3 separate regions of the Homo sapiens genome follow, and all the other regions are linked to region 1. Evidence: chromatin contacts called from ENCODE Hi-C or POLR2A ChIA-PET data. All regions are on one chromosome and are shown on one strand. Each heading gives the region's core, a stretch centred on a gene start or an enhancer-like site at or near the end of the contact. The rest is flanking DNA. Distances are from core to core; before and after follow the strand shown. Region 1 overlaps FHIT (fragile histidine triad diadenosine triphosphatase). Region 2 overlaps CFAP20DC-DT (CFAP20DC divergent transcript). Region 3 overlaps CFAP20DC-DT (CFAP20DC divergent transcript).

Region 1 (3,051 bases), core at 149-2,648:
CTATCTCCCTTTTTCCCCACAACCCCACCTCTGCCAGTGATGACCAGTCTCTACCCTACGGTAAAACTCAGGTCCAACCACGTCCACTCCTTTTGCTAATTTCCCCTCTTTTCATTCTCCTCCCACCTCCGGGTCTGTTGACACTTGCTTGCCAATTTGCCTGACACACTGCAGACAATCTTCTCACTCAAGCATGTTTGACCTGAACATACAGCTTTCTGCTGAGCTGATCTGGAGTTTCAGTTGGCCGTTTGGGCAGCCAGACATGAATTAAGAACAGGGATAAACAAGGATGGCTTGAGCTTTAACTACACCGATTTGGCCCAATAGGCTCGGGGATAATCTATAAGACCTAACAGCTGAGGGCAATAAAATTAGCTACAAAGGGACTGCGGGGTAGAAACAATGTCTTCTGATACTTCACACAACACACACTCACACACAAAAGACACCAAAAACTCTCCGACAGAAGCCTTACAACAGCTTAGAGGAGAGGCATTGTGCTTGAAAAACTATATTTTAAAAAGCAGAGAGGAAACCCACGGTGACTGAAGTATCATTTTCCCGGTGGTGATCATGGATTTCATCCCAAGACCTGGAAATCATGTTAGAACTACAGTATCAGCCCAGCTTTGTGTCTAGGGCTTAAACTTGAAATGTTGTTTACATAAATAGTTAAGGAACACATACTGGGTTGAAGAGTGTGCTCTCCAAAAATGCATGTCCACCTAGAGCCTCAGAATGTGACCTTATTTGGAAAGAGGTCTTGGGAGATGTTATTAGTCAAGATGAGGTCATACTGGATTAGAATGGGCCCTAAATTCCGTGACTGGTGTCCTTATAAGGACATCAACGGAGGGCAGAAGGCCATGTGAAGACAAAGCGGACACTAGAGTGAATCTGCTGTAAGCCAAAGAAGGCCAAAGATTGCGGAAAGGAAGGATTCTTCCCCAGAACTTTCAGAGAGAGCATGATTCTGCTGACACTTTAGTTTTGGACATCCAGCATCTTGAACTGGGAGGGAATGCATTTTGGTTGTTTTATGCCACTCATGTTGTGCCAATTTGTTACAGCAGTCCTAGGAAGCTAACATAATACACTCCCAATTCCCTCTTCTTTTATACAATTGTACAACCCTATTTGAAACATGGAAAAGGCTCTTAGTTCTCACAAAAAAATCTCATTATATTTGGAGTTCAACTTCTGAACACGGGTTTAGAAACAAATAGGGTCTGATTTCACTGATTTTCAAAGGGCTTTCTTTGTAATGACTGGGGTTTGTTTTATTTGTTTGCTTGTTTCCAGGAGAAGAGAAGATTGGCCTCAGACACTTCCGTCTTCAGACCTGTGCCTCTCCTTTGAGGATCCCTTCCCCGAAGCTGCCAAGGAGAACCTTCCCTCACATTGTTCCTCCTTTGTTCCCCGCTCTCCTTTTCCAGGCTGAGAGACCTGGGGCCTTGGAAGCAAGCACACGCTGGCTGAGCTGTGATTCCTCCATGTTGATTATAATTTTTATCACATTATATGGGATCCCTCTGGTGGTTACTAGGGGATACGTCAGTTTTGAGAGATTGGAACCTAACCAAAGAAGCTTCAAATCTAGAGGATAAGGGGACTCAGAGTTTACAAGTCACAGCAAGCAGATGCTGGTCTGCTTTAGGTGCCTCTTACGGGGATTGTGAGAGGGCTCCTGGGGCCTGAGGAGGGTCTTCTGAGGTGTGAAAGGCTGTACTGGTGGTCCCTGAAAGCCATCGTCATTTGTGTGAGGAGGAGTACTGGAGGAGCTGTCTTACCACATGAAAAACAGCATGGAGCATCCCAGCCACATCAAAGGCACGGTTTGAGCCTTGGGCTGTAGAGGCTCAGAGAGAGTGACAAATAAGACCCTGGTGAGAGACCAATGGGGACAGTATTTCCAGACTTTGGCATGAAACAGATTTCTGAGCACCTCATGAAATGTCTGCAAGGGCAGCTCCTCAGAGTGACCCTCCCAAATCAATCAAAGCTGGCCCCCTATCTTAATTATGACTTACAAATAGAAGCATGCACCTGGCTGGATGCAGTTTGCCACATGGTTTACAATAGCGGTAGAATAAGAAATAACTTACCAAACGAGTACATTTTCTTGGCTGGCTGGGGCACTCAGAGTTGACACTGGTAAGGCTCCATTAAAATGCCTTTATGTTCTGATATACACAGATGTGTTAATTTATAGCATATTCATCAGAAGACATAAATTAATTGCTCTCTGATGAATTTTATAACACCTCCTTTATGCCTCTCCACCCTCCCCCTCCAAAGTACACTGAAAAGGTCAACAGCACTATCGAATGCAGCACACTTCAACTTCCTTCCAAGCTTATAATTAAAGCTAATTAGTAGCTTTGGTAATTAGCGCATGTAAGCTTTCTGCTTTCTGAATTAATAAGACTGAGTCAGGTTTTGAGCCAAGTAGACTTTTCACTCACTGGTTCTGATTCTTGAACTGTGTTTGGCTGGTTAATTTAAAACATGTCTGTTGAAAGTGGAATACTAGAAAGAAAACATACTTGTGATGGTCTGCTCTCAAGCCAGTGTGATTTATGAACAGGCCAAAGTGGAACTGTTGTCACAAGAGAAAATCAGAATGCTCTGGGTTTCCAATAACTGACCAGTCTCAACCTCTCAGTGTGAAATGAGTTGTGCCCAGTTACTATGTCACATGGACACAACACAACGTCAAGGATGCCCTTGCACACTTATGTCACCCTCTCATAACACATCTGTACTAAGCACATCAAATCCTCTTTATTTTAGGAGAATGCAGAGGCAATGGCAGTGGGGTGCCAAGATATAACTAACTGCTCATTTTGATTCAAATAAAAATCAAAGAGGAGAAAAATCATTAGTCAAATCAGCTTCTGCTTTTGTGTAGACAAAGTGATTCTCCAAATAGCTTCGTGTTTCTTTTTTTAGCCAGCATGTGGGCATCCTGCATGCCCAGACAGAATTAAAAGTGCATGTTTTAAAATCAAGAAATCAAATCTATATTCTATTAAAAGAAAAAATGTG
Region 2 (3,051 bases), core at 170-2,669, 360 kb before region 1:
TTCCCCTTTAACACCCTAAGACCCTGAGGCCTAGAGAGTTCAAGTTCTTTGCCCAAGGTCACCCAACGGATGAATAGTGCAGGTGGAATCCAGATCCAGGTCTACTTGCCACCCAAGCTCACTTTTTATGCTATCTCACCTGCCTCTCCAGACACTTCTATGGAAGGTATTTGGTTAGGTTGATTTGACATTGTAAGTATCTAATCACATATTCCCTGGAATTCTCTATTCACTGCCACTTAGAACAATGACTATTATTCTCAAGATACTTGAGGCCCCCTGCTGTACCCTAAAGAGTCCTATAAAACATTAACAAGCAATCAATGAGAAAATTTGCATGTTTCAGTACAAGAAAGGGCTCTGAATCTCTTGTCATCACTCTGCTGTATCTCAGCACTGTCCATGTTTGTTTTTATATTTGTTCGTCTGTTCACCAACCACCTCTCCAACTAGACGGTAAACTCCATGAGGCAGGAACCAAAACTGTGGTGTTCACCTGTCTATACTGGGTGTGCCTAGCAATAAACATTTTCTGAATAAATAAATTCTCTCTGAATGGGTAATCCCCACGTAATGCGCATGGTTTAAGTCTATTTACCAGAATTTTTGAGCAAATAGTTCTATCCTTTTTGACACATTTTCCACAGTTTGTATAATTTATTCATAGAATCCTTCTTAGACTACTAATAAATTCCTATGGGACATAGTCCTTTTATATGCGGAGGAATCCACCACCATGAAATGTTCACAAGAAATGACTTTTAAAATTTTATTTGTGGCCATGCTGATTATGAATTTCTGAATTATGTCTGGGCTGCTCTTTTTCTCGGAATATGCAAAGTGGGATACTGGCATCTCTGTATCTGGAGAGTTACAGCTTCTGAGTTAAAAGATGAATGGGAAGTAGCAGGAGAGGGAGAGATCAGAAATCTCCACTCCCTGAAACACAGACACTTCACATACCCAGGAGGTAAATTCCTGGCATGAATTGTAACAAGTATACACAGGCATTTGTACATTGTTTGCTTATGTGCTAGATGACATGGCAGTCTATGAACAGGGGCCCCACATCTGCAGGCAGGACATTCAGCCCTGTATCTTGCCACTACCATGAAATCTGAGGTTCTTTCATTTTTGTTTTTCTATTCTGATGAGATTGAGGTACACTGACTCACTGGTAAAGAAGACAATTTATTTGTGAACTTGTAGTCACTCCATTTGACGGCCTCCCTCTACTCACTGAGGCACAGCACGTGTGGAACAGGAAAAAGGCCTCTGGAGAGCTTGTGTTCCACTGGTTTCTTTGACTTTTGCCAACCAACTTTGCAAATGTTCTCAAAAGGCATTCATTACCTCTGCAGGTGTGAAATAACTCTGCAGTTCAAGGGTTTGTGAAATCACGTGAAACAGCTGAAAGCTGTTCTGGCAAAGCGACCAGAGTCAGAGTTAGCTGTCACCAAGCCACATCCTGGCTTAAACGATGTTATTTATATCTAACTGCACTCGACTCCTCCCAAAGCCTTCTGTTGAGCACCAAAACCTCACCACAGTTTCACTCTTAGCCTTTCTTTTGTGTGAAGACAAAAAAGGTTGCTTTTATAAATCTCTGTTTGAGCCCAGATGGAGTGCATTTCATGCAGGAAAATGTTGCTTATAGTGAAGTGGATGAAATAATTGCTGGGATTTCTGGGCATGCTCCACAAACCCAGAAGACTGGAGGTGAACGGGCAGGGAGAAGAGATTCCGTTGCTTTCTCATTCCTTTATTTGTGACTCTCCCTGGAAAGAGGAAAATGTAGGCATATGTAGATCAATGTGTCATTACAAAGGCTCAGTGTTCTTAGTCATAAAATGGGAGGAAGAACAGTACCCACTTCCCAGAATTGGTGAGGACCCCTGAACGGGTGCATGCCAGCTTCTCGCACAGCCCTACCAGGTAATGAGCTCCACTGTGTAGCCATCACTACTCAGAGTTAATCCGTGAAAGAGTGTGTGGGAGGAGGATAGGCCTTAGATTCCAAAGGGTGGAAATCAGTGGAAAGAGGCAGGATCTGATCATGCCTAGACCAGATGCTTCCAAGCCAGGCAGGCAATAGATGGTTAAAAGCCAAAATGCCTGCCCCTTTGGTGAAGGTTCTCATTGGTCTAAGGCATCCTGGCCAACTGACACATGATATCATGTAACGTGTTTTCCTGGGGCCCAGAAGCTTCTATGTGCAGCTTCTTTAAAGACCAAAACTGCAAGACTTTGAGTTTTGATATCTCAATATGATTTTGAAAAAATCATGGTAAAATATATATAACATAAAATTTACCATTTCTAAGTGTACAGTTCAGGGGTGTTAAGTATGTTTGCATTGTTGTGTACCCAACCACCTGAACTCTTCATCATGTAAAACTAAAGCTCTGTATCCATTACGTAAGTCCTTATTTCCCCTGGTTGCCAGGGAGCCCCTGACAACCACATCAGTTTGCTTTTTGATGACCTTATTATTTGTTTTATATATTTTTGTGATTTGTGTTTGTGGGAGTTTTTAAACAGGGGTGGGGTGGAGGTAGATCTAGAACTTATGTATTTTAGTGACCTAAATATGAAATCTTTCTAGAGTGGCAAATAGAGATATTTATTTCTCATGTCTGCCCTGGAAATAGAATTAATTTGCCATTTCAGAAATGAACCACACTGCTTTTGTCAGACTTTTCAACCTCATTCCCACATTGGAAGGCTATATGGCTTGCTGGTGAGATAACAGCCATGGTTCGGCTGAATCACTGCATTAATGATTCTAAAATATTCCCATCTAATCCCCTGTAGCTGAAGAGGATAAACACATACTGGCAAGGACTTGACAGTATGGGGACTAGCAATAGGCAGTTTGTCAAATGCAAAAATGGTTTGGAAGGGTCAAGGTTTAGCTAAAAAAAAATTCGGGCAAACTTTTCATTTATCCATGTTTCCTTTAATATTTATATTAAAATTGTTTAGTTACCCTTCAAACACATAAAACTTGTAAGTAAAATGGAGTCTGTAAGACGATCTATATTGTCCACA
Region 3 (3,051 bases), core at 366-2,865, 330 kb before region 1:
TGACATAAAGAAACACCTTCACCAACAAAAAGGAAACACAATGATCATAGTCCCTACAGATGAAATAATTGAAATTAGGCTAAAGGGAAAAGATAAGTAATCATTTTGATCCCTAAATGTTTTGAGTTGTGCTTTAATCTCTAAATTTTGGAACATTTTTCTTACAGTTATTCACCATGAGTAGATTAACTTAAGTAAATGTCACTATTTACTCTCAAATTTATTTTTTGGAAAAACTAGCGGTAAGAAATGTACTCTCATCCAGGTTCATTTCATTTGCACTCTCCACACTTCCTAATCTTTTCTAGCTATTTTCACATGTTTTAAAAAAAATGCTCACCATTTCCAACCGTAACCGGAACCAAGCAAGTATTTAATCATTTAATGCAGTTCTCTATTGACTTCCCAGAGGGAAATCTGGGGATTTTGAATGGAAATTCAGAGCAATGTCTGTGTTGCCCTTGCCCCACTCAGATTCCACTTCTCCCTAATTTATGCCTTTCTTCTCAGAAGGAGTTCATCGAGTTCATTGCCAACTTCCACTGCTTCATTACCAAATGTGAACCTCCCCCTGGCACTAGGCTTACTTTAGCATTTTTTCCTCAGGTGAGAGCGTGAAATGTCTCAGTTTAATCACTTGTGAGCAGAGAGGGCACCAGATAGCAACCCGGGCGCTCTCCCACCTGCAGCTTCGATAGGAAAGAATCAATCTAGCATATAAAAGCAGGCACAGATAAATTGCTAAACACTGTAGTACAATGACGGCATACATCTCCGGAATGAGAATCTTCAAAATCAATAAGAATTGAAATTGAAAAAGGAAGAATTGTAGCTGTCAAAATGCAGGATGCTGGCAGGTTATTCACGTTGAGGTCCATTTTGGCTTTTCTAGCCCAGGAGAATCATCTGTTAAGAAAAGTTGTCTCTAGGGTGACCTTTGTTATGTCTCTTTGAAAAAACATTGTGTCTCAGCCTAGGGACTGGATTCTTCTTCCAAATCATAATTGACCTTATCCTTCATGTCATGTTAGGGGACATTCCCCTCAGCGAGAGAGGGAAGCCCGAAGGAGAATTAGAAGCCAGTGTTCAGAGGCTCATGTGGGGAGGGGGCCTGGGTATAGTGAGGCCATGTGGGCTGGAAGGACTTTAGTTTTTGACCAAGTTTTACAATCTGTTCTATCATTTTCTGAAATTTGAAATTCTAAAAAAATCAAGGAATGTACTACCATCACAATAATAATAGCCCATTATTTACTAAGTAATTATATGTGCCTGCATTGTGCAAAGCACTTGATATACATTCTTATATATGACAATAATGGTGATAATACTGATAATAGCTAAGTTTTTTAGTATGTATTTGATGGGCATTGTGTCATGAAAGCCTTATGCCACCCCTCCAAACTATGTACAATTACGATCCCATTTTACAGATAAACAGGCTTAAGAGTGGTTGAGTACCTTGCCCAATGTCACACAGTTGGTGGGGGCTGGGGTGGACATGAATCTCACTCTGTCTCGCTCCAGAATTTTCCTGCTTTGCTTCCTTCAGTCATGTTTTACATCTGTGCATGTTAGCATTTCTGGCAGCTGACAGTTGGGCTGCCTTTGATGTTTTTTTGTCCATGACTCATTCTACTGCCCTGCAATTTCCTCACCCCAAATGGTAGGAAGTCCTTCCTCATGCCCGGTCTACTTTCAGTTATAACTTCTTGGACATGTTTCTTTTTTTCACCAAACTTAGAGCAAAGGAGATATGGAATTTTCCTTTTGGCATTTGGAAATCTGTAAGAATCGCCATCATGTGATTTAGCGTGTGTGTGTGGTTTTTTAAAACTAACATACAACCATTCACAAATTAACCACTGTACGTGTGTCCTGAAAGCATGTTTTAAACCTCATCTTCATGTAATGATTAAAAACAAAAGTTTGTTGCCTGGAAGACCCACTAGGAGTGCAAGTAGCAGCAGGGCACAGAGGAGAAAGAACTTGTCACAAACCGTGGGAACCAGAAACCTGTCCTGTCTCTCAGTTATGAGATGAAATTCAAACTGTGAGGCTCTACTTTCTGTATATCTGCATTTTAAAATGTATCTTTATTTTTCCAATCTTTTTTTTAAAGAAAGATTGTGTTAAAGGGATATATCTGGGTGCATAGGTTACCTTAAGATGTAACCAGTTAGCAGATTTGTTCAAAAGAACAATTTTGCTTTTGAAAGCAAAATTGACAGATTAATATCAATTTTTTTTTTTTAGCAAACTGTGTTTCTAAAACGTATACATTATCATTGGCTTGAGGACTGAGGGACTAAAGTCTATACACATATATTTTTCATGAGCACGATGTTTGTCTTTCAAATAGAGGTTTCATCGGTAATGGTCTCTAGGGCAGGGTGCTTCAAACTGGAAAGTACAGGAGGCACCTGGGGATCCAGTTAAAATAAAGGTTCTCATTCCAGAGCTCCAGGGTGAGACCTGAGACTGCATTTCTCCCAGGTGACATCAATGCAGCTGATTAGGGTTCATACTTTGAGAAGCAGGGCTCTCTACTACCATACAGATTTTGTTACCATGAAGAATATATAAGGAACATTATATACTAGGCGCTAATTCATATGTTGTTCAATAAATTGAACTGCTCTTTTTGTTTGCCTTTTTCCCTCCAAGATACAGTTGAATTAGTTACACAGACCTATATTCTCAGTTCTTCTGAAAGGCAAAGTAGACTTTAAATTGGCAATTGCTAATTTCAATGTAAAATATCTAAAAAGTTTAGAAGTGGGTATCAGCTTGACTTGTTTATAACTAACGAAGGGGTCTCAGGCTAAATTCTACAAGGCTGAAACTAACCAGTTGGCCAACATAAATGAGTATCTTATTTGAAAGAATCTTTTTACTACAGAATTTGGAAATTAAAGCTAAATTTGAAACCAACTTATATCCTTCTCCTTTTTCCTCATTTGTCCCCCAAATACTTTCTAACTTCCCACTCAACTTCTCTCAGCCTCTATGATTAAGGAGACTAACCTAGTAGTGGCACTTTACATTTTA

What was found. A loop is a pair of places that touch in the nucleus more often than their neighbours do. ChIA-PET counts read pairs that join two places held with the same protein, here RNA polymerase II (POLR2A). Pooled maps may share reads with other maps.
Region 2: a loop to region 1 is called in a pooled map, with 2.5 times the contacts of the local background. The contact joins two enhancer-like sites. A Hi-C loop is called at or near these places in 2 of 50 pooled maps. POLR2A ChIA-PET finds 5 or more read pairs at or near these places in 2 of 52 experiments (B cell and activated T-cell).
Region 3: a loop to region 1 is called in a pooled map, with 2.2 times the contacts of the local background. The contact joins two enhancer-like sites. A Hi-C loop is called at or near these places in 1 of 168 maps with a recorded cell type or tissue (PC-9) and 2 of 50 pooled maps. POLR2A ChIA-PET finds 5 or more read pairs at or near these places in 2 of 52 experiments (AG04450 and WTC11).

Annotation. Positions count from the first base shown.
Region 1 is chr3:59,808,427-59,811,477 of GRCh38, forward strand. All of the region lies in intron 8 of FHIT (fragile histidine triad diadenosine triphosphatase), which reads right to left. It overlaps CFAP20DC-DT (CFAP20DC divergent transcript), which reads left to right. Exons shown (of 7, transcript XR_002959675.2): 7 at 1,306-2,884. Among named protein-coding and RNA genes, the nearest start is that of CFAP20DC-DT, 720 kb to the left of the region's middle. RefSeq lists enhancers at 1-412, 1,047-1,680, 1,681-2,314. Within about 2 kb of position 1,399, at least 2 of the 41 ENCODE cell types and tissues checked have a DNase peak (open chromatin) inside an H3K27ac peak, as active enhancers do.
Region 2 is chr3:59,450,097-59,453,147 of GRCh38, forward strand. All of the region lies in intron 5 of CFAP20DC-DT (CFAP20DC divergent transcript), which reads left to right. Among named protein-coding and RNA genes, the nearest start is that of CFAP20DC-DT, 360 kb to the left of the region's middle. Within about 2 kb of position 1,420, at least 8 of the 41 ENCODE cell types and tissues checked have a DNase peak (open chromatin) inside an H3K27ac peak, as active enhancers do.
Region 3 is chr3:59,478,961-59,482,011 of GRCh38, forward strand. All of the region lies in intron 5 of CFAP20DC-DT (CFAP20DC divergent transcript), which reads left to right. Among named protein-coding and RNA genes, the nearest start is that of CFAP20DC-DT, 390 kb to the left of the region's middle. Within about 2 kb of position 1,616, at least 2 of the 41 ENCODE cell types and tissues checked have a DNase peak (open chromatin) inside an H3K27ac peak, as active enhancers do.